Linked DNA regions of Mus musculus: regions 2 and 3 are each linked to region 1. A link is a loop called in an ENCODE intact Hi-C map of the cell type or tissue named here. Cell type or tissue: heart. All regions are shown on one strand. Region 1 holds the start of Chrm3 (cholinergic receptor, muscarinic 3, cardiac). Region 2 overlaps Ryr2 (ryanodine receptor 2, cardiac). Region 3 overlaps Chrm3 (cholinergic receptor, muscarinic 3, cardiac).

Region 1 (8,000 bases):
AACACACCATGACATAAAGTTAGGCTTCATACATGAAGGGGATTGGGGTACACATCTCTGTAGAACCCTTTATTCGTCCCTGGTGGAAAGGGTCACCACAAGTGCTCTACATGTAAACGTCCCACACTGCAAACCAGACCCAGTGATGATGTCCAGGCCACTTAGGTGTAAGCAACTGAATCTGCCAAGGCTAACATCATTATCAGGCAAGAACACTATGTTGGCTCAAGATATGTGATATTTTAGGTTTAAAAAAAAAACAAAAAGAAAAAACAAAAACCTTAAAAATAAGTGTTAGCACTTCAGAAAGCTTAGAATCATAACCTTTAAGTTTGTATTCAGTTTATTACCACGAATCCAAGAAATCTTAGCTCTATACATTACCCTTCCACACACCTCACATTCAACAGGTTACCTACTATTAAAAATTAAATAAAGTACAATTAAAATGAGCTTGTATTCTCATATATTATAGTTTAAAATAACATTTTTTTCTTGTGTAAAAGTTAAGTCATTTATTTTTTTATAAGGAAAAATGAAAAGATACATGTTAAAGGGCGTATTTATCCTTGCTTCAGCAATCTTCAGAAACAAATATGTTTGAAGCAAGGTTTGTCCAGCCTCCTGTCAGGAAAAAGCAGTGAATCCTTCCAGATCTCCCTAAAGCTTCGTACATAAGTTTTAGAGTAGGTTTAAGACAGAACTACTCTTATTTTAATGTCTAGTCTTTATCTAAATCTCACCCAATTCCATACAATCTACTTCTTCAAATTACACCCTTGCCTAACAATTTTCTACGACCAAAGATTTATGCTCAAAGGTTTCTCAAAAGGTCTTGCCTTTTATCTCATTTTGTTATTAAACTATTGAGTCCATTTAAATCATTATCTAGTATTGTTTGTTTTAAAGTCTTACATCACTCTTGTTTTCCTGTTTAATTCCACCTCAAATCACCCTCCCCAAGCCTAAGGTACAGTCTATATCGGATCTGCAGCCATTATTTTTAATAGAGTAATCCATTGCTAAAGTTGTGTTGTCTTACAGAACTTCGGAAATGACATGCCTTCTGGCTTAACAGTAGGTAACTGCGTGTTAAGCTAACGGAGGCAAGCCACACAAACATCGTCTAAAGACAGAGTTATCAAGTGGTAGATGTGGGGTTCACACTCCACTTCTGTGGCCTATGAGATCACACATGGAAGAGGTAAGCATGACCCCTGCACATGTATACGTCCCAACACCAGCTCCTGCCACAGCAGGGAGCCACCAGCGAGTGGCACAGCAATGGAAAGACCTCATTCCTGTTTAATATTCATCCACCGCATCCATGTGTGCATTTTTCCAGGCTCCCCTTTCTCCTTTTTGAAAGGTATATCTTCCTGTAAGATCTCTCCAGCAAATCCACTAGCACTGTTTTAAACACAGGAAACCGTGTTGAACCGTTCCTGCAGAATAAGTGCTTTCCCAATATGAAACGCTCTGGACTCCATAATTATTAAGCAGGCTTTTAAGAATATGTTCTGTTTTCAAATAGTAACCCAAAAAGGGGTGGGGGCGGGGGCAAAGTGCTGTGTGTGTGTGTGTGTGTGTGTGTGTGTGTCCAGGAATGGTACATTTCCTATCTTGTTGAACCTCAGAGGCAAAGAGGGAAAGGAAAGATCTGTTGAAAGCTCACAATGAAGTGGTCAGTTTCCCTAACAGCAGAGTCTGCCACCCTTTCAAAACCCTGTCAAGAATATCAGTGGAGTCGGGTGGGTGGATGGTGGCATATATGCTTACAGACTTCAGACAGGTTCAAAACACTTATCCACAAAACAAGGTCTGCGGTTTTGAAAAATGCATCCATATGGATGCGAGTCCCCAATGCTCCTTTCCTCTCTTACTTCCAACCCTTGCGTGCAAGGAGAGTCTCACACACCGGCAGACAAGGCAGCGTCACAATTCCAATACTCAAAGCGTGGAGTGGACAAGTGAATTCTACCCCTTTGGGTCAACCATCTCCCTGACCTCAGCGGTTTAAAAACCACCACATAGAAACAAGCTGCGCACAGAAACGAGGTTGTGCCAGAAAGGAGCGGGAAGACTCCGGAGAAGAGATCCGGTATAGTTTAGCAGCTCTGGCTGAGCCAGAGTAGACTCGCGCCCTGGCGCAGTACCCTCTCCCAGGTCACCAGGCGTGGAATGAAAACCGCCTTTTCGCTCCAGAAAAGTGACCCCAAGAGTCGTCCCTCGCTGCAAGGTTGGCAGGGATCTGACTTAGCTTTCCTAAAAAAAAATTAAAACGGTATTGAAAGGCCCACAGAGGACCCAGCACACAGGAGCCCAGACAAACAGCTCTGGCGCTCCCTTCTTCGCTTTTGGATCCTGCCTATGAGAGAGAAAAAAGAAGCCCAAGGGATCCGGGTGAGCTGACAGGGGTGCTCTCTTGGCCACTGACCGCCTGCCCCTGTCTTTCCCAGGCGCTCGGGTGCCACCTCCGCATTCTCCACCCTTCGTCCCTGCGCTCCAACTCCTCACCAGACAGATATCCAGTTCCTGTTCCCCTAGATTGACAAAACCACCTCTCTTCGTCCCTCCTCAGTCCTTCCTTTAAACTCCACCAGCAAACAAATTTCCTACGGAGGCAGAAAACTTTTCCCCTTATTTCACCACCAGATAAGGCAAGAAACCGGGTCAGGTTCGCTGCTAGCCTCTCTGCACTGCGCGGTAGCGAGCAGCGCACGTCCTTACCTGGCAGCCGTGCTCCAGGTGGCTGTCCCACTCCAGTCCTCCGCGCCTCCCCGAATCTCCCGGACTGTCCAGTCCGCTCTACCGAACCTCGGTCTCTCGCAGCAGGGAGTTCGGAGACAGCGACTGTCCTCAGGTTCGCTCGTGCCTCGGAGCCGCCCTTGTCTGCATCGCCCGGCTTCTGGGTGCAAGCGCAGCTGCGGGCTCCTCCCGGCCGGTCGCGAGTGCGGGGCTCCCGGCTGCAGCCGACTTGGCCCGCGGTTGCGCTCCCGGGTCCGAGCGCGCTCCGCCCGCGGGCAGCTGCGGCCGCGCGTCACATGCCGCCTCTCGGCAGCAGCCGTGGCACCTGCCCGGGCGACCGCACTGGGGCTCGGTTAGTCCGCCCCCGCGTCCTGCGCGCCCCTGCCCACCCCAGCCCTCTCTGATCTCGCCTTAATTTTTTTTTTTTTTACCCTCCTGCTCTCTCACTTCTCATTCCTTTTCTCTGCCTCTTTGTATATGTTTTATTCTTTTCTCCAAAAGCAGACAGAAGGCGCTCCAAGTGGGAGGAGATCTGTCCCTCCTCATGAACTCTTCCTCTGCCTGGTGGTGGCGATCGTGGCTACTGCTGCCCTCGTCCTCCTCCCCTTCCTCCTCCTCCTAGTCCTTCTTCTTTCAGTGTAACTCACTAGCTGCCTGCTGGAGCCCTAAACCTGCTCTGTTTCTGAGCATGCCCAGTGGCACCGCGGGCTCCTCGCTTCTCCCCGCGTGCTGGCTTGGCTGTATTCTCCGCCTGGCAGGGGCGAGGGAAACCAGCCCAGGGAGATCCTGGGTACTTTTCGGATAGGATCGCTAGAGGCCGGGCACAGAACCTGGGCGAGGAGTTTCCACCCACCCAGCGTGGCCTCACGTGCTCCCTATTTGCGCTCAGTGTTTCAAGGGTTGATGTTGATCAGATGTTTCCGTGTTCCATTTGAAGTCTGAAGTGGGTTTCCTTCAATTGCTTAGAAGGGTATGAAGAATGCGATTTCTTGGACTGAACTTATGGACAAGTGAACCTCAGCTCCAGAAAATAAAGGAGCCGGCTGGCAACCTTTCTCAAGGGGACAGTATGGTGCGTGTACGATTTGAGATTTAAAGAGCGTTTGTTTATGCAGAGCGAAGTAGCAGAGGACAGGGCAGCTTTGCTCCCCAGAAGTTTACACTTTAGGAGAAATTAGAGAAGCACTGCTGAAAAGAACGCGTCTGCGTGCATATGCACATGTGTGCACACTTTTTTTTTTCAGCCAGGAAAATTAAACCACAGTCTCACTAGTCTCTCTCTCTCTCTCTCTCTCTCTCTCTCTCTCTCTCTCTCTCTCTCTCTCTCTCTCTCTCCCTCCCTCCCTCTCTCTCTCTCTCTACCTTCCTCTCCCTTCTTCCTTCCTTCCTCTCTTTGTTTCTTTTTCTTTATCCCTGACCCTTCCTGCTCTTCCTCTCTCTCTCCCTCCCTCTTTCCTTCTTTCCTTGTTTCTTGCTTCTCTAGCCCTCCTCTTCCCTGGGGTCTGCTTTGAACTCCCATCTTGATCTTTCTTCCCCCCTCTTCCCATGTGGTGGGATTTCTGGCAAACCTAGCCAGGCTTTTAAATTCATATACAACTCCAGAGGAATGTGAAGCTGGGAGAAAGGGGGATTACTTACTATAGACTAATGTCAAGTAACTAAATAAGGACAGAGTAGCGAGCTCTAACAAAGTACTAGATACTAAGGAGGCTGCTGCTGCAGCAGTATGTGGCTTTTCCTAAACACAGATAAAAATGATGATATAACATTCTTATAAAAGCACACGCCTGTAACCCTAGGATTTGGCAGTCTGCGACAGGATGGCCCATGAGTTCAAGTTTAGCTTGGGCCATACAGACAGCCTATCTCTAAATAAATAAATAAGAGTGGACCAATGCAACAGTGTCTTTGGGAAGAAGAGACAAGGGGGACTGCAAAGAAGGAAGAAAGGAGAGAGAGAGGTAAGGCTGAAGCAGGAGGTCAGAGGAATAAGAGAGAAGGAGTACAGGTGTGCACAACAGGAAACAAAACTTCACAGTTTAAAAAGAAGCAACATTATTTTTGGTTCTATTTAGAGCAAGAAGGAAAACAGAAGAGAGAGATGTGATATGGAAATTTTGTCAAGGAATATAGAATAGTTAGTACGGCACTTCCTTTCATGACTGTCTTTCCTGGGTAGAACAGTCCTTAAGGGAAACACAACTAAATTGCTCTTAGAGGGAATTCAAGTCAAAAGAAAATTTCTAATGAGGAGGCCTGTGGCTGCTCTCAGGTGAGTTGCATGCTGGGTGCTGAGGTGGGAAGCAGTAATCCTATAGCAGACTCTTGTTTCCGTCCCTTTCAGTTGGTAAGATGATTATTGTCTTCACATGTTCTTCCACGTTTCAAAACAAATATTCAAACCACACATTGAAAGCATTTGTTTTAAGTTCATCTGGGGCTGGAGATGCAGCTCTAGTTGGCAGAGTACCTGCTAAACATGCATGAAGTCCTAAGTTTGATTCCAAGTACCACAGAAACCATGGTGGCTCATATCCATAACCACATTGGGAAGATGGATCTGGGAGGATCAGCTGTCCAGGGTCATCCTTGTCTACACAGGGAGGAGGAGGCCAGCCTAGGATACACGAGACTCCAAGGAAAAAACAGTTTTATTATTCTGATCATGTACTTGGTTTTGTCTTATTATTATTCCTTGCACAATAAAGTATAATAACTACTTATATAGCATTTGCACTGTGATTAGTATTGTAAGTAATCTGGAGAGGATTTAAGAATGGAAGAACATATGCCATATATGAATGGTACATTTATATAGGGGTCTTGAACACCTTTGGGTTTAAGTGTCTGCAAGGGTCTCACAACCACTATGCCAAATATATTGATAAAAGGCATATTAATTGGTGGATTATAAGAATGAATGATAACATGCATGAAACATATACTATATCTAGTGTGAGGTATGTATTCCATTTTAGGGCCCTTAAATCCCATAGTGAAAAGCAAGACAAAGGTAAAAGGGTAAGGAAAGTAAGTGTTCATTTGATAGGAAAGTGGATTTAAGTTATATTGCACTCTCACTGGTATGAATACAGGTGCCTTCAATAGTATTTGGTGAATCCATAGACCAGGCTCTGTGGATCATGCTTTTCAGAAACATCCAAGTGTCGTCGTCGTCGTCAAGTCCTCCTCCTCCTCCTCCTCCTCCTCCTCCTCCTCCTCCTCCTCCTCCTCCTCCTCCTCCTCCTCCTCCTCTTCTTCTTCTTCTTCTTCTTCTTCTTCTTCTTCTTCTTCTTCTTCTTTTTAAAAATATTTTTATTAGGTATTTTCCTCATTTACATTTTTGTTTGAGGATAAGCTTCAGTAGTAGTTCTCTAAAGAAGCCATGAAATAAATCAATTGTGAATAGTCAGGAGAGGAAAGGAAATATTTACACCTTAGGAATATATGTCTGTCTGTCTGTCTGTCTGTCTCTCTCTCTCTCTCTGTGTGTGTGTGTGTGTGTGAGTGTGTGTGTGCAAAACAATCATCTCTGCTCAGATACATGCATAAGTGACATGTGTGTGTTATCCTAAGCATTCTTCCTGTTGTCTCTATGAACATGATAAATGAAAATTTAATGTTTGTGTTGAATAAACTACAGACTAACAGTTCGGATAGAATTGCCCTGAGTTTCTTGTTAAGTAGATTATATTTGATTCAAATAAGAAATTTGTTTCTGAGTTTGCTGACTTTTTGTTCAGAAGACCTACTGCTCAATGGCACTTCAGCGGAAAGTGTAACGTGTATTTGCTAGATTTGAACATGAGCTGGACTAAGATCAATGCTAGTTTGTAACAGGTCAAAAGCAAGACACCCATGAATATCTACTCTTAGATACTGATCTGAAAGAAGGCAGATCAAATGAGGATGAAATATATGTTGATATTCTGTATACATTAAACACATCCTAGATATTTACTGTCTAAAAAAGAAAAAATAAACCCATACAGTAAAATTATAAGATTCAGTTACTAAGGGGAACCCTCTGGTTATAAATAATAAAAGTAGCTAATCAAATACTTCTCTTTCTGCTGTAAGATAGCTACAAAGCTCTGTGAAGACAATATAAAATAATACATGTAGGTATAAAGCATGGCCAATGGAAGATTGGAATTTAGGGTATTGAGGTTACATTGAATGAGCATATTCCTATTTTTTTCTTTATGAAACATATTTTCCTTAAATAGAAAAAAAATACAGAGAGGTGAAAGCTCAGCAGGGTCAGGCCAGTTTTCTGGGTGAAAACACGTGACAAGAGAGCTGGTGGTTGGCAAGGAGGCTGAGATCTTCACATGCAGCAAGGCCTATGTTTCTGGAGGGTAGATGGAGTGTGGGGCAGAGAGGCTGAGATCTATGTGGAGTTTCTTTAGAACATGCCTTTCAAGGAAATATTTGAATCTGGGTCCTTCCAGAATGGAAAGACTTTGGTGAACACCTTAGAAATCTTAAAAATTCCTAGGTAAAAGCAACTTCTTAGATGTGTGGTTGCTGGCTATAAAGAACACATGTGAGATAGATATGTATAAAGACTTTGGACTGGGGGGGGGGTTCTTTGAAAGGTTACTGTGGTCAACAATAATGCCACTGGCTAGAACACAGCTCTGGAAGTTCATTAGAAAAAGAAACTATAAGCTAGACTCTCTACAACTGCACCCTGCAGCACTCGACTTAGGGCTGGAGAGATGGCTCAATGGTTAGGACCACTTTCTTCTCTTTCAGAGGTCCCAACATTGGTTTCCATCACCTACATTGTTCAGCTCTCTCTACTGCTTGTTAACCCCACCTCCAGGGGATCTGATGCCATCTTCTGGTCTTCATAGGCACCCCCACACCTGTGTATACACACACACACACACACACACACACACACACACACATAAATGAAAATAAATCTTAGAAAAAAATTTTACCAGACATGTGAAGATGCAGGAAAGATCATTCATGTCACAGAGTTAGTAAAAAATGAAGGAAAAGAATGATTTACATTCCTAGAAAGAGTAAACAAATCCATTTGAAGAAATTTAATTGATATTTACCTCAACTGTCCTGAAAGTGGAAAAAAAATCAAAGTGAGAACATTCCATGATATATTAGAATATAATAATGGAAGAATGAGGGGGTGGGAATATAGGTCAGTGGAGGAACGCTTACTTAGAATGTTTATGATCCTGGGAGTACTTCTGCCACGGTGGGAAAAAAAATAAAAACAG
Region 2 (8,000 bases), 1.2 Mb after region 1:
TCATCTGAAAACATCTGAGGCCTATAGGAAAGCCTTTTCCATCTTACTATACCTGCGCCTCTGATATCCCCACCAATTTTTTTTAACTTGCCTTGATCTATGACTCCTTTTTTTGTTCTATAAAACTATAAAGCTTTATAAAACTGCTCCCGTTTTAGAACAGAAGATTGGGAGTGACATAAATCTTTGTACCCAGGACGTGATTACTCAAATTCAGTTCAAAAGTAAACTCTTATTCCCTGTATGGCGAAAGCTGCAAGGTTAGCTTGTTGACATCAGCACATACTTCTCTATTTTCCCTCTAGAGATTTCACAAGGAAGGAATACGAGAAGAAAAGGTTCCATCTGGCCTGGGCAGAAAACATGTCATACTGTTAGCCCACCTTGCATTGTTGGCTTCAGCAGCAGATGGCTCAAGGTCAAGATAAGATGCCCAAGAGCCACAGCTGGATGTGGCTTACCTTGTATGATAGCCAAAAGGATGACAATCACGAAGAAGAAGAATGTGATGTCAAAGATGATGCGGTAGATCTCATACTCGTCTCCTGCTGGGTCTTCAATTTCATCACCAATGCCCCCTCCAGCACGGACGCCCACATACATGTGGAACATGTAACACTGGAAGGCAGGAACAGAGACAATTCTGAGGCTTGCCACCCTCCCTGGCACTCCACTAACACGAGTCTTCTTCTCTAATTTCTCATTCTGAATGTGAAGTATCTCTGTGCTCTGTGTCATCTGTCTGATTTAATCCTCCTTCGTGTGATCTGACTGTGGCTCCTGCACTCTCTCTTAAGCCAAGCTCCACACTGGTCACTCTGTTTAGACCTTCTGTGCCGCTTGGGAGAGACAGAGAAGTGCTTCATTAGCGCCTTAGCCTTGAAGCACATGAGGCAATATAGCATTACGATCACTTTATTGTAATATGAGTTATATAAAACTACATTGTCTGGTTATTTCCACAATGGCACAGACATGGAACAAGAAATTAAAAGTCCAGTGGAGTAAAAGATGGAATCTTAGAAACTGAGCTAGATGAAGGAGGACTTACTGACTTCTTCACTTAACGCTAATACAGTGGGATGCAGAAATCTTTCCTACTTAGTGTCTAGGCAAATGAAGAAAGATGGTGTGGAGAGATGAAGAGGAACGAGAAACTCATTCATTAAAACCAAAAGGCCACCCACAACTCCTACAGCTGTGAGGCAGGACGCACCAAAAGATTTTTGCCAGATCTTTGAAACAGAGCTTGGCTTTAGCAGCACAGGCATTTGAGCATTTGAGAACTCTGTAATCCCTTATGATCAGGGCCATCCTGTACATTTTAGATTTTAGGAGACTTCCTTTTTTCTATAATAATGTATAGTCATGTCACTCATAATTTACTTAAATATATATATATATATATATATATATATATATATATATATATATATATATTTGTTTTTTTGATATATATATATTGGTTTTTTTGAGACAGGGTTTCTCTGTATAGCCCTGGCTTTCCTGGAACTCACTTTGTAGACCAGGCTGGCCTCGAACTCAGAAATCTGCCTGCCTCTGCCCCCAAGTACTGGGATTAAAGGCGTGTGCCACCACGCCCGGCTAAATATATTTTTACTTAAAATTCAAACTCTATATACAATTAGAGATTTAAAATGAAATATACTTATCAATTAAGTGAAGAATATGCAGAAAGAATTAAGGCCTAAAATATATAATGTTTTGGCAACTCGGCACTTGTGTAAACAAGAGCAGGAAGTGTATATATATATATATATATATATATATATATATATATATATATATATATATATAATTTCTTGAATTTTCTTCTCTTTTATTCTTTTCTCATATATTACATCCCCACTGGTTTGCTTTCCCCTCCCTCCCCTTCCCCCAACCTCTACCCTACTACCTTTCTCCTCTAATAAATCTCCCGCACACCTTCCTCAGAAAAGAGCAGGCCTATCAGGGACATTAACCAAACACAGCATAGCAAGTTACAATAAGAATTCTTAACATCTACTGACTAGCTGCTAATAGTATCTTTATATATAGTATAATAATAATAATAAATGACTTCTACATTCATACCCTGGCACCTCCCACAATCCTACCCCTCTATTAACCTCCCCATCTGTAAGTGTTTGCTGTACATCCTCTGAGCCAGGTGGTAGCCTTTCCCATCAAAACCACATCCTTCCAGGACAGAAGTCTGAAGGTCTTCCTTAGCCTGTCCTACACACCCTAACTTATTTAACACCTGCCCCTTACCCCTTCCAGACTGTTTAGCTGCTCCCTCTGCAGTGAAGGAGAAAAGCCTGGCACTTTGTCCACAGCTCAGCACTTGGTTCACAGGCCCACAGTCCCATCCCCATGTGATCCTGCCAGGTTGATAATCAATCATATGAAATACCATGCTCATAGAAGTACTTTCTCAACCTAACATACAATAAGCCAATGTCAAACCCATGATGACATCTGCCCTGAACCCCCCTACTATAAAAACCCATCTAGACCCACCAGCCCTATTCTGGACCCTAGAAAAGGCTCTTTGTGGTAGTGAGGCCAAGAGAGTCCTCTAGAAAGAGTTGGTTTAAGGCTGTAGCACCCAGACTGGTTTAGGCCTATCAGCACACGCTGTCTTCTGGAGGCTCTCGTGTCTAGATTGATAGTGCCATCTACTGAGTCTGTGTCTAGATGTTTTAGTGACAGTCACTTGAAAAAAATAGAACCAAATATCTACCTTTGGGACACTACATTGATTCCTTGAAACTTGGTGGCAAAAATTGTCCACAGTGCCTTTTTGAAGAAAGTATAATTTATTTTCAGTGTTTACTTCTGTTTTCAGTCTAAACTCTTTATACCACATATACTGTTTATTTTTACCAAGGAGAAAATGGTGTCCCATGCTCTGCTCTGAATGTGAATCTTCATACATAGACCTGAGGCCATGGGGAACAACGATGATGGTCGCGGGTGTCCTGGCTGGCTAATGTTACTGTGACCGGGTATCTTCGGGAGGTCGGAGGGGCTTTCTTAGCCTCAGACTTCCAAGCAGAGCTCATGGTGGCCACACTGGTAAGGTGTGTGAATACCCACTGTTGTCTGGGGCTCAGCAGTCAAATTTTCATGCTTTTCCTGAAAATCAGAACCCTCTTTCTCCACATTTCTTATCATAGACTGAGCCTAATTAGGACTAAAGTGGAAGAAGGTGGTTTGGAGACAGAAAACTACACTTCTTTCAGGGAATCTGAAAAAAAAAATGAGAGGAAAAAAAACCTGGGGAAAGATCAGGAGACAGAGGTGGGGTATGAGAGGGCTCAAAGGAAGTGTGGCAGAGGGAGGGGTGGTACCAGGGAACCAGGAAGCAGGAGCCAGAGACCTTGCTGGAAAGATGAAGTTGGATACTAATTAACTGAGGTGATGGCCAGTAAGTGCATAAGCAGCTAACTTCCCCCAAGCTGCCTCTTATCCTCATTATCTGAAAGGGGTGGGGGCTGAGGGTCCTCTGGTCCTGCTGAGCTTCCTAGGACAGGCCTATGCACCCAGGCTCCTCAGCTACCACCATTTTGCCCCCAGCTATAGACTTTTTTTTCTCACACTCTCTCCTCCTACATTCTCAAAGATGTAGTTCAAATCCTATGAGGACACGGCTAGTATAATTAAGATTCTTAGAATGAAACATCATGATCTTGGGAGGAAAGAAGGAAGACATCCCTGGGTGAGTCCTAGAGTTTGTAAAACTTTGGCTGCAGTGCCACCTGCTGGAAGTGACAGAACCCAAGGGTTGAAGTTCCTGCTGATAACTGTTCTCATCCCACAGAGATAAGCCTGAGCAGCAAAGATTCAGTTTTCTCCTCCTGAAAGGAGGCACCAGACACCCTTCCTCACAGAACACCCAAGCTCTTCACAGTTAAAGGCAAGATACAAACCTCATGGCTGTATGCAGAGAATGCCTACACCATCCAGAGCCACCAGTGGTCTTGCTCATGGCTTTCAGAAGTCCCTCAGACTGATGATTTACAGGCTCTAGCTAAGTCAAGAGCCCACTTAGTTATCCTAAAATGAGACTGTGATGTTAAGCATGGCGGTCAACTTGATTTGATAAAGAGGCGCCTAAGAGTTTAGTAAGTGTCCCTGAGGATGCTAAGTAGGCCATGAAAGCTCTGATAGAAGGAATGGATGAATCTAAGGAATGAATCTAAACAGTGCTGAGATGTAGAGGGAGGAAGAGGTGGGGCCGTGATGGAGGAAACAGGTCCTGGTGACAGGTGCTCCAAGCTATCTTGCCCTTTAGAACCTACTCCTCTTTGCTTCCTGACCACCAAGAAGCAAACTGACCTGCTCCACCATACATTCAGTACCACCACCAGCACAATCTAACCTCTGAAACTGTGAGCCATGACACACAATCCGTGCCTTAAAGCTGCTCTCAAGCACTTTGGCAATGGCAAGGCAAAAGTAAAATGGAGATGAGTTTCTCTGCCTTCTGTATTCACATCCCACAGTGCTAGACAAGCCCAGCCAGGCAAGGCTGTGGTAGTCCTAAGAAAAATTAAGGAAAACACTAGAAATGCATATGGATATTGAGTGAAAACTGAGTCATCTCAGGAGCTGTGACTACAGATGATCAGTCACATGGTGCCTCATGATATGAGCAACTAACATAACAAACAGACTTTGATACATATGTACAATCTCTTTAAAATTGTAAAAATTCTAATTCCTAGTATGAGGAATGGGCTAATTTCTCCATAGATCCACTGACTGGAGTTATTAAAAGCTTTAATATGTTTTAACAATTAAATTTGGTTTTTTTTTTCTCTTCTGGCCTAAATCTCTTTCTTTACAGTAATAGTTGGGCATCTTCTTAAACCTGTGAACTGAATGAATTAAAGTTACTATCCACTGTCTAGCCACACAGTTGACCCTTTGTCTATTGTCTTATTTTTATCATGTTTTAAAATTACGCCGGGCGTGGTGGCACATGCCTTTGATCCCACCACTTGGGAGGCAGAGGCAGGTGGATTTCTGAGTTCGAGGCCAGCCTGGTCTACAGAGTGAGTTCCAGGACAGCCAGAGCTATACAGAGAAACCCTGTCTCGAAAAACCAAAAAAAAAAAAAATACTTTTTATTTGTTTATTGTGTGGGGGTGGGGTGCCATGACATGGATTGGAGGCCAGAGGACACCTTTCAGGCATCTCACCTTCCAGCATGCAGGACCTGGTGACAGAATTCAGATTGGCTGTAAGGCTTGGAGGCAGGTGCCTTCCCCACTGAACATACTGCAGGCCCTGGCTTATGTCTTTTTAAAGGTGTGATGAGAACTTTACCCATCAGGACAGCATCCCTGCATAGCTAATATATTTTGGCCAGCTTATTGTTTGCCTATAAGACTTGATATATTTTTTGTTATTTTCAAAAATAATAATTTTTGCTGTTCACACGTTTCTATGTTTTATATACTATTCAGAAAGTCCTGTTTGCCATTAAAATTTATTATTTTAAGGACTCAAACCTGTCTTGTTACTGTCTTGAAGAGAAAGATTGGCATTCATTTTTACCACTTTGCTCTCAGAGACTTATACATGGTCAGTAAGACTTATTGGTTTTTTTTTTATTTTATGATCGTAAAAAGCAACATTATCATAGCTTAATTTCTTTAAGTATTTGTATGTACTTCAAGGTACTCTATTCTATTCCCAAGGAGGTGCAAAAATACCTAATTTACTATTCACCAGAGTATCTTCCAGGAAATTCCCTTTTTTAGAGAAAATTCTAGAGAAATCTCATCCTATCAGCCCCCTTGACACTCACACACAACCCGGCCCTTGTAGGTATTCCAAGATGTGAAGGGCTCACCAAAAGTTCTTGCTCTCTCCAGCTAGCAATAGTTCCTTTGGCTTAATTTTCCCCTCCCAAACCTAAGTGCTCATGGAAAGTAATTTTTGTGATTTGCATATGAAGTATTCCCTGATAGAGTCATTGTCTGAACACCTAGTCTCCAGTGGGTAGCACAGTTGCAGACGCTATGGAACCTTCAGTAGGCAGCACCTTGCTGGAAGAAAAATGTCACTTGGGAGGTGTTGTGAAGTCATATTGTCTAACTCTGCTTGCTGCTTTGTTTCTTGAGTATGGATGAAGAGTGACCAGTCGGGCTCCTGCTCCTGCCTTTAGGACTTCTCTGCCTGCTGCATGACTTTGCTGACATGATGGACTCTCTCCCTCCAGAATTGTAAACCCTTCCTGCCCTGCATTGCTTTTGATGGGATATATTATTCCAGAGACACCCATCAGAGAGGCAAGCTGGACAACAGTGACACCCAACGGTGTGAAAGCTGGAGCATCTGTTGACTGTCCGAGACCAAAAGGTGACCTCTAAGACAACATATTCAATATAAAAGCAAAGTATCAGCTCTGTTAAGATGCATCTTTAGATCTGGGTAACATCAGGGAAAGTCAGTGCGACAAGCAGAGCAAAGGCCTTGGAACGTTCACCCGCTACCCTGGAATGTGTGACTCACAGGCTAACATTTGCCCCAATTCTAACTACGTCTCTCAGCAAGTCTACTAATTACTAAGTCAAACAAACATGGGCGGGAAATCTTCAAAAACAGTCCTTTCTGCTCTGCTGAAATGGCAGTGGCTGTTGTTTGAAGAGCCACTCAGCCTTCCATTGTGCCAAGCACCTCCTCCTCTCCTGCACTGGGGATTAGGCAATGCACAGTGCCCATGGATGGCGGGCATGGGGTGGTTTCCTGCCGGTTCAGGAGCTTACCGTCAGCATGTCATCACACTTCATGTCTGGCGTGTCACCATCCTCACTTTTATTGTAGAATTTTCGGAAGAAATTGAACGCCACGACAGTGTACAGGTACACAACAACAGCCAATAAGCCAACAGTTAACACGAGCTGAAAGCAAGGTGACATTAGCAGATATTGGGGGATACAGGATGTATGACTGGTGGGTGGGAGGGGAGTACTCTATGGACACACCCGGACTTACTGACTATAAGCCAATATGATCCATGCTCTCATTATTCCTCACCTTCTTAGCTCACAAGCAAAGTTTATTTGCACATTGTCTTTATCAGTCTGACAAAGCATTTTATGCTATGCCTAACGACTTAATTGGCTAACAAGCACACAACACAAACCAAGTAAAGATGAATTCCAATTTAGTTTCACACTCAAATCAAATTATGTATTAGAAAGCAGCTTTAATGTTCAGAAAATAGTATATGCTCTCCTGCATTATAAATCATTTTTTTTTATTTATGGGGATGTATGTGTCTGATTGTATATATATATGACACCAGATGATGTGGTGCCTGAAGTAGTCAGAAAAGAGTGTGGGATCCCATGGAACTGGAGTTAGTCAGTTGTGAGGTACCTAATATGAGTGCCAGGAACTGAACCAGCTCCTACCTTCTGTGCCACCTCTCTAGTTAACTGTGCTAGGAGCTCTGCCATAATCCACTGACTGGCAAATGAGCAGAGTACACAGGGATTCTGGCTTTGTGCCTTTGAGTTGCCATGAGCATCACAGCTTTATTCAGACCTGTAGGTGACATGTGTTGGAGCTTCATGCTGGACTTTTGAAAACAAGGGATTGTGCTGATAGTAAAGGTAGCTGTGAGTGCAGGTTGGAGGGGCACTGATTATTAAATGTACTGGACTAGAAAGACTGTTGCTCTAGATAATTAGCACAGAATTGTTACCACCAATTGGACACATGAAGCAGCTGACAAATGAGTAAATATATACATCTGCATGGTCACGGTAACAGAGGTCCAGCTTGAGCAGTTGGATTCCATCGGAATGTCAGTGGGCTATCTGGACCCAGACCAGCTATCCCCTATGTCAGCATGCCCTTGTCAAGTATAAAGCATCATTTAGACATAGTTCAATTTAAAAAGTCATGAGGATGTCTTGTCAAATTAAAATGTATTAAAACTGCCAACACCTTTTTGTAAATGCAAGTAATGCACT
Region 3 (8,000 bases), 290 kb before region 1:
AATCTACACACGATCTCCTATTTGAGGTCTAGCATCTCACATCATCCTGTCATCCTCATGCCCCAGCTAAATCCAGTATTTAAAAACTTGTAGCCAGAACGTTTTTCCATTCCATGGTAGAAAGCCGTTTACCTTACAAAAGATGCATTGCTGGTTACCAGTTCCTTCTTCAGTTTTGCACAGAGAGTCTTCTCCTCTCTATGTGCTTCCTGTACAGTCACTAGCTCAAGGAACGTGATTCAGCAATGGTCTAAGTCCATTGCCACTAGCGCTTGTTTCTGAATTCCTTGTAGTCTACTCACACCTTAAGTTTCCTCTAACCACTTCTTGTTTTTCACCCATCAGTTGTAGAATTGTGTGATCTACCAGAGACTTGCAAGAGGAATATGGTAACAGGAATCAAGGAAAAGAAGAATGGATATTTGATGGGAATATTTTATTGGTAACACTCAACTTGAAATACCATGTCTGAGAAATATTACTCCCACTCCAGCATGTTATATAAACGTCTGCATTTTCTTCTCCAAGAAGAAATAAATGACTCTGGATGAAGTGTCTGTGCCCTGGTCCTTCAAGAGTCCATATCTCACTCCGAGATGCCAGGAACACTTCACCTTGGGTCACGCTCTGAGCTTTGTGTAGTTCTTATGTAAACCTCAGTCTCCAGACACATTCCGATCTGAATTTATTTCAAATTCCGAACTGCGTTTATTCCATTCCTCTCACTTAAAATTCCAGTCGTGATTGGAACAGACACACTTCATTTACCTTCTGTCCGGTGTTCAGTGTTCAGTGTTCAGTGGTGTTAGGTCTTGCTCTGGCAGGTGGCATTCAATCCTTCATTGTCTCTGTGTCAACTGATTAAAGCTTTGCTTTTATTTCTAAGGGATGTTATGACCTTCAATGTCCTCTTTCTTGATGTTTTTTTGAGACTAGAGCATGAGGAATCTGGCAAAATACTATGATAAATAATAACACTCTTTCTTTTTCAACTCCACCATTCACTTGTCATGGCACCAAGTCACATCCCAATGAAGGATAAAAACCCAACTTCCCCTTTGTGGTCTATTTTAACCAATTTTCTATATAACGAATGATATAAAATAAGGTAACTTGATAAAATGCCAGAGGCAAGCACAGCTTAGTACCGTCTGGCTTGAACAAGACACGTCACTTAGGGATGAGGCCTTGGGGAAGGTCTGTTCTCAAGGAGGAAGAATGCAATCCGTGGAAGGGAACTGATTTTTTGTTGGATGTGTGCGACTTTCCTGAGTGAGGTTTAAGGCAGAAATGACAGGTAGTTTAAAAGAGCCAACTATCTCTGAGAAAGCAAATGGCAAGAAGAGCCGCTAAACTGCTTAGGGTACCGTGCAGGATTGTAGAAAGCTGCTGTCATTCCTATCAGTGGCTGGCAGCTATAAGCCTCCATCTCTGTTGTTTTACTCATGAAGCATCCATAGGTATGTATGTGCCTGGGTATGCATGACTATGAGTATGTGACCTCTTCGGCTCTCCCGCAGGGCTTTCCAGGGATGCTAAAACTCTTTGTATGCCAGAAATTGGCCCCAACTCCCTATGGTAATAAAGTAATGTCTTTCTTTACTTTGACAAACTCCCTCTGGCTCAACTTTATTCTTTCCCTTCAACTCAAAATACCATGGCTGATCACTTCAAATATTCTCCTGCCAATATCCACCACTTCCCAGAACTTCTGCCACCGATGCACAGCCTCCTAAAAGATTTCAGCTCCAAATAAGGTCACTATTTTATTTCTGTCTTTAAGAGCTTAGCTATTACATTCTGATAAATTCTTGTGACTTCATGGATGAGTGCTGGGGCAAAGCCTTTGTCTTCAACATCCCTGGGATCCCAACTCTGCCCAGATAGGAGTCTGTGCCCTTTTCTTTCAGATCTTAATTTGTCTTTCCAATCTAACACGATGTTCAGCCCATGCTTCCACACTCCCAATGAAGTCCTCTGGTCCTTAGAGGGAAAGTAACCCAGAAAGTGAAAGCGTGCGTAGCTCTCTCTCCTCTTATGTATTTATCCCAAGCATACCTTTGCATACCCAACTCACAAGAAAGTTATTTTTTAAAATTCAACCCCAATCTTCCCACCTCTATTTCAGACCCAATCTGCCCGCTCTTTATCTACCCACCATGTTCAACATCGGTTCTTCCCTCCCTTGGCTCTTGTGAAGCAGGCCTTGAAGGTGGTGGTTGGTTTTAGGTTTTGGTTCTCTGCTATTCACTGAGCTCACACTGACAGCCCAGTTCCAGGAATCACTTGAGTCTTTTTACACCATTGCTATCTGCAAACGCTATAAATCAAGGTTTTTATCTACCGCCCCTCCCCGAGGCCGGGTTTATCGGGATGGCACCACTTATAAGCATTCTAGACACAAACAGAATAAAACCTGCAGTGAGCTCCTTCGGTCTATCCCTGTTCACACTCTAGTCCTATGGCCTTCTTCCTTTCCAGCTCTGTTGACCAGGGTCATTTGGACTCAGTTCAGCCATTTGCTCCTAACCAAGCTGAATTTGCCTTCTCTGTTCCTATCGGTTCCTCCCAGAAGCTGCTAGTTCCAAGGTAATCAGTAACTTGCTGGCTGATGACTCTATCACTATGGTTGTGGGGGCTGCTGACTCCACCTGTGGGGTTCAACATCGCTGACTATTCCTTATTCATAATTATCTCATCTCCTTGTAACATTTTCTTGAGTTTCCCCTACCTGTCCTAGCCATTTTCTTTCTGATTTCTTTTCAAGGTCTTTTTATTTCCTACCATTTTGCTAGATCTAGCCCACACTCCTTCCCTGGCTTCTCTCTCTCTCTCTTTTATTCTTTTCCATTTTTATGTTGACCTCATCAGTTAATCTGTACTGTAAACATCAGCAAGGTATCCATCACTCATTAAGACCCCCTGCCTCTCAAACAATCCCTTGTATTGCAGGTGCCATGGTCACGGCTCATGTAGAGGGGTCAGGTACCAGGCATGCCAGTCCCAATGTCACTCAATGGGACCTCCCTTTCTTCACTCAACTGATTCTTTTCCTTGAGCCCTTTAGTCTTTTTCTTATGCTGCATTTGATATTCATGAGTGTGCTTCAGTTTGTGACCTTGACCTAAAACATTGCAGCTTCCCTCTTTGTCTTGATCTACCTCAGCAGCTTCATTTCTTCATTTGCTGGGCTACACACACTTTTGTCCTTTCTGTATTCCCCCTCCCCAAGTCCTGAGTCCTTGCTCCCATCTACTACAGGACCTTTGCACACACCATCTTCTGCCTCTGCTACTTCCTTTTTTCCAAGGGAACTCAGATGCATCTTTCTGATCTTGGCTCACCGGAAGTTTCAATAATGGAACAGTCCCTGACTGTTCCTTATCTGTTCCAATCTCATTACAAAATTTTCTGAATTGCTGATATAGGAGAGATCTAGTGTCTTCACACTCTGGTTTAATGAACAGAGTGTAAGTCTTTCAGAGTAACAGATGATCATGTGGTTTTATGCTTTGTCCATAAATCATGTAATGGACTATCAATATTTGTGCTCATATCACACACACACACACACACACACACACACACACACACACACACACACACACACACCTTACTATCTAACCTGAGGTATACTTCTCCCTGAAAGGGGCTGATATAATGAGACCAGGGGACACAGAACTATAAACTGCAGAGGTCTCTGGCAAACTAGGATATGTCTCCCAGCTTTAGCTGACATAATAGGATAAATAGCTTCATGTAGAATTCTCTTTGCGAGTGCAGTGCTCCTGGGGTCATAGCTGATTCCACGATAGAAGAAGCAGGTGACCCATCTTCCACAGTGCCGTGCTCCGAAGAGGGTTATGGCTGGATTCATCATTTTGAATTTTATCAGCCACAGTTCTGTTTTTCCCCAAACCTCCTTTTTGGTTGCTTCCCACAACAAATTAATCTTATTGTTTTAATAATAATCCAAGCAATAGGCTTGGCACAGCTAGGAGATATTGTGGTTTGAAAGGGATGTAGCCCTGTGTGTGTGTGTGTGTGTGTGTGTGTGTGTGTGTGTGTGTGTGTGTGTGTGACGTGTTTGAATCCCAGTGGTGGTGTTGGTTTGGAAGTTATAGAGCTGGTAGGCCATTGCATCTCATGGGAGGATGTGGGTCACTGGAGTAAGTCTTGAGGCTTTGTAGCCTGGCAGGCCTTCCTTCACTGACTGCTTCCTCACAGTGTTGCCAGATGCCTCAAGCTCCCTATACCATGGCGTCCTTGCTACCATGCATCTCCCCTCAAAAATAAACCCTTCCTTCAATAAGCTGCTTCTTGTCAGGTATTCGATCCCAGAAACAAGAAAGGTAACCTACTGAGGAAGGGAAGAGAGGACAGGAAATCAACCTTTAGAGAAGCTGCAGTTGATGATTACAGGGTAAATACCATCTTCCCTCCTGAGAGACTCAGATAGCACTTGGCTCTGCCTGGGTAGACACAAGCTGCCGGGCTGTAGCTACGGTTCAGATCTCACACGTTCAGTTCACCAAGTCCATTTTTCTAAGCCCCCTAGAGGGAGACAGCACACCAGCAACACATCACTGTGTATTACATTTGCTCTAGTCCTCCACCACGGCACTGAAGTGCCCCACGGGGCACCTTCATGCAGTTGCTGCAGGAGGAGGGGTTGTTTGTTCTGCCTGTGTACACTTCCTTTTAGGCAATGCCTTCTGGCCCTGGTACTAGTACTTGAAGGGGCTTTAGGAGGCAAGCCACATCTCTGATTTTGGCATATCTTAATATGACACCCATGTTTAAATCCTGAGTAAACTGAAAGGCCCCAAAATAGGTTCTTTTCTTATGTGGTCAAATTCCGTTTTTGAGGTGTGATGGAGAGCAGGATGTGATCAAGCTACCTTGAGGTCAGACGATGTTTTCATCATACACAATGCATGTGCGGTACTGTGAACTCTTCAACTTAACCATAAGAAGAATTCTTACACAGTAGTGTTTGGGGCTTTGGAGGCACAGTCTTTACGAAGTGGAGCCCTCAGATACTTAAGGGAAGTAATTTCTTGGACTGGAGTTGCTGGAGAGGGAGAGGCTTAGCATTCGTGTCTCCTAAGTACTGGCAAGAAGCCTGTATGAAATGCAGAGTGTTTTAATAATCAGAATCCTCAAGTTCCAGAAACCAACATGCTTCCCGCTTCCCAACGCCACTGTGCTATCAGCACACAATTCTAATAAAACTGAAATGTAAATGCTGCTATTTTCAGACCAAAGAATGATACTTCACTTATTTCATAAGAAGCATCTCTTAAGACAGATATGACTTTCATACAATCTCTTTGTTCCTTTTTCCTTTGACGTAAAGAGAATTCTGTAAAGGACACAGAGAAAATGAAAACAGCTCACAGATCAGTTAAGTCATTTCAAATCACAGCCAAGGATAACTGCAGCAAAAGCCATCTGAAGTTACCTGAAGTTGATGAAGAGCCAAGGAAACATTCAGTGATCGTGAACAGATACATGCGTTTTTCCAAGTTCTTGGTGTGATATGAATAAAATGTGTAATTGACATGAAAATCACAGGCAGAGAGAGAGGGGGGAGAGAGAGAAAGAGAGAGAGAGAGAGAGAGAGAGAGAGAGAGAGAGAGAGAGAGAGAGAGAGAGAGAGAAAGAGAGAGAGAGAGAGAGAGAGAATGGGAAGGAAAGGGAGAGAGGAAGCAATGAAGGAGGGAGAGAGAGAAAGAAAGAGAATGGGAAAGAGAGGGAGGGAAGGAAGAAGGGATGGAGGGAGAAATAAAAAGAGAGCGAGAAGGAGAGGGGGAGGAAGGGAGAGAGAGCATGCATGAGACAGGGAGAGAGAATAAGACAGTAAATGCATTTATGTGGAAGGTTTATGTGGAGGTCAGAGGTCAACTTTGGCTATCATATCTCAAGCTCTGTTTATTCTCTCTCCGTTCCTCTCCCTCTCTCTGAGACAGGGCCTCTGGCTTTGGGCTCACTGATTTGGTTAGGCTAGCTGGCCACTGAGACCAAGTGTTCCATCTACTTTTGCTTCCCTCACACTGATATTACATGTGCGAGCCACTTTTGAAAAGATTTATTTTCATTTTCTGTGTATGAATGTTTTGCCTGCTTATATATGTGTACATGCCATACATATAGTGCCCATGGAAGCCCGAAGAGGGCTTTGCATTCCCTGGCTTTGGATCACAGATGGTTGTGATCACCAAGGGGGTTTTAGGAACCAAGTCTGAATACTATGCTAGAGAAGGAAGTGCGGAGCCATCTGTGCATCCTGAGCTTTTAAAAGTGGGTTCTGTGGATTGACCCTGGGACCTCATGTCTGTACAGTAAGTGCTTTACCAAGTCAGCCATCACTTTCTTATAAAGATGAACTTTCTTTGCTGGGAATGTTTCAGAATGAGCTTGTTGGGTGAGCACATGGTAAGCCCAGGAAGAGCTATCACAAGCTTTGGGAAGGGACCCTATCACAGCTTTGAAGATGGGGAGCTGGGTTTGAGTGAGGGAGAGTGATAGTGGCCAAGTTTGGGCAGGATTTGTTGCGTTTGCAATTCTTTCCTCGGGACTCAGGGGTCGTTGATAAATTATTATTTGAGCTCATCAGAAACATCCAAAGTATTTTAAGTGGTGGGTTTGGGTCCTGCCCTCCAGAGATAGGAGTAGAGTGTAGGGTCAGCCTATATGTGAATGATTAAAATTTTGGCATAGTGTAATTTCATTTGTTGAGTCAGAAAATGAGATGGGATTGTTGTGGGTTAGATGTGAAATTTCTTCCATAATAGTTCTTAGCTGGTGGCAATGTTGTGGGAGGTAGTGGAACCTTGTGAAGATGGGAGTCTTGTGAGCAGAAACACATCACTGGGGACAGGTCTTGATGTGAGCCTGTCTTACTCTTCTATCTGCTTTCTGTGTTCCATCTGTGGAGACACTGTGACTAACAACTCCACATTCCAGCCGCCATGTCTTCCCCATGATGATGGATTGCAGCCACTCAAACAGTTACCAGTCAAGATAGGCTTCTCATTCCTTAGGTGGCTTTTTGTTAGGGATTTTGACACAGCAATAAGAAATGTAACCAAGAGAGAAATCTTAGGTAGAATCTTTTAGTCTCTTTTAGTATTGGTGTCTAATATAGAAAGGAGAATGGTTTTGAAACTTTTGTTTCATCCACTAAGTAGGAAGTAGAACATTACCCTGTAACTGTAGACTCTAAAGTCCTAGTGAAAGGACCAGAAAACCAAACCAAACTAGAATCAAATTTAAAAAATACTAGCAGTGATTGAGGGTTTATTATGTGCTAGACATTGTTCAGAAAGTGGGTGTGGTCAGTAAGATTTATAAGCTTACTGTGTCTTTCCGGAAAGGGGGCTTTTGTATTTTTGTAAAACAAATGCACACACACACACACACACAGACACACACAGACACACATACAGAGACACAGACACACAGACACACACACACACACGCACGCACATTTAGGATGGAGCAGTGAAGAAAGATAAAGGTAGGTGAGAGGTTTGGTATACCTAAGGTAGAGGGGTGATGTGCTCTTATATAGATCAGATAGGAAACCCTCTTTAGCAAGGAAATATAGAGACACCTGGGAGTCAACAGAGTCTGCCCTGGGACCTACCAACTGGAACACGATGGGGAGAGCATCTTGACTGAAGGGAAAGAATAATTATAAATATTCCCAATTTATACTCATAAGTGAGTTTAATGTCTGTTGCAGCCTGAGAGTGTGCTTCAAGGCCAAGGCTACAGAATCCTTCTCTAAATTAAGTCATCTCAAGGTATATTTATTTTCAATCGATGCTTAAGTTCAGTTACAGCGTCCAGGATAAAGTAGCATAAGTAAAGGTATTTAATTATTGTTTTCTTTTCCAGATCCTCAACAGAATAATTACTGAGAAACTCTGTTGCCCAGAAAATGTCTATTAGAATTATTGAGTACCAAGGAAACTACAAAGGCAGTGAAGAGG

The links. Peaks named below come from ENCODE experiments on the same cell type or tissue, not always from the same donor. Only the 100,000 strongest peaks of a DNase experiment are listed, where the experiment ranks them.
Region 2: it touches region 1 in a loop (4-fold over the local background); 2 of 42 quality-filtered maps call a loop at or near these places.
Region 3: it touches region 1 in a loop (2.1-fold over the local background); 10 of 42 quality-filtered maps call a loop at or near these places.

Annotation. Positions count from the first base shown.
Region 1 is chr13:10,357,534-10,365,533 of GRCm38, forward strand. It overlaps Chrm3 (cholinergic receptor, muscarinic 3, cardiac), which reads right to left and starts at 3,270. Exons shown (of 5, transcript NM_033269.4): 1 at 2,731-3,270. Gm26861 (a long non-coding RNA gene) reads left to right here and starts at 1,946. Exons shown (of 7, transcript XR_001780860.2): 1 at 1,946-2,403. In heart, a CTCF peak has its summit at 3,299; a DNase peak (open chromatin) is centred at 3,508; H3K4me3 peaks cover 2,195 bases; H3K27ac peaks cover 377 bases; H3K27me3 peaks cover 3,370 bases.
Region 2 is chr13:11,560,063-11,568,062 of GRCm38, forward strand. Ryr2 (ryanodine receptor 2, cardiac) reads right to left here. Exons shown (of 105, transcript NM_023868.2): 100 at 6,786-6,920; 101 at 462-618. Among named protein-coding and RNA genes, the nearest start is that of Ryr2, 540 kb to the right of the region's middle. In heart, a CTCF peak has its summit at 3,780 (motif pointing left); no DNase peak of the experiment used is centred here.
Region 3 is chr13:10,066,797-10,074,796 of GRCm38, forward strand. All of the region lies in intron 3 of Chrm3 (cholinergic receptor, muscarinic 3, cardiac), which reads right to left. Among named protein-coding and RNA genes, the nearest start is that of Gm40665, 270 kb to the left of the region's middle. In heart, a CTCF peak has its summit at 4,565; no DNase peak of the experiment used is centred here.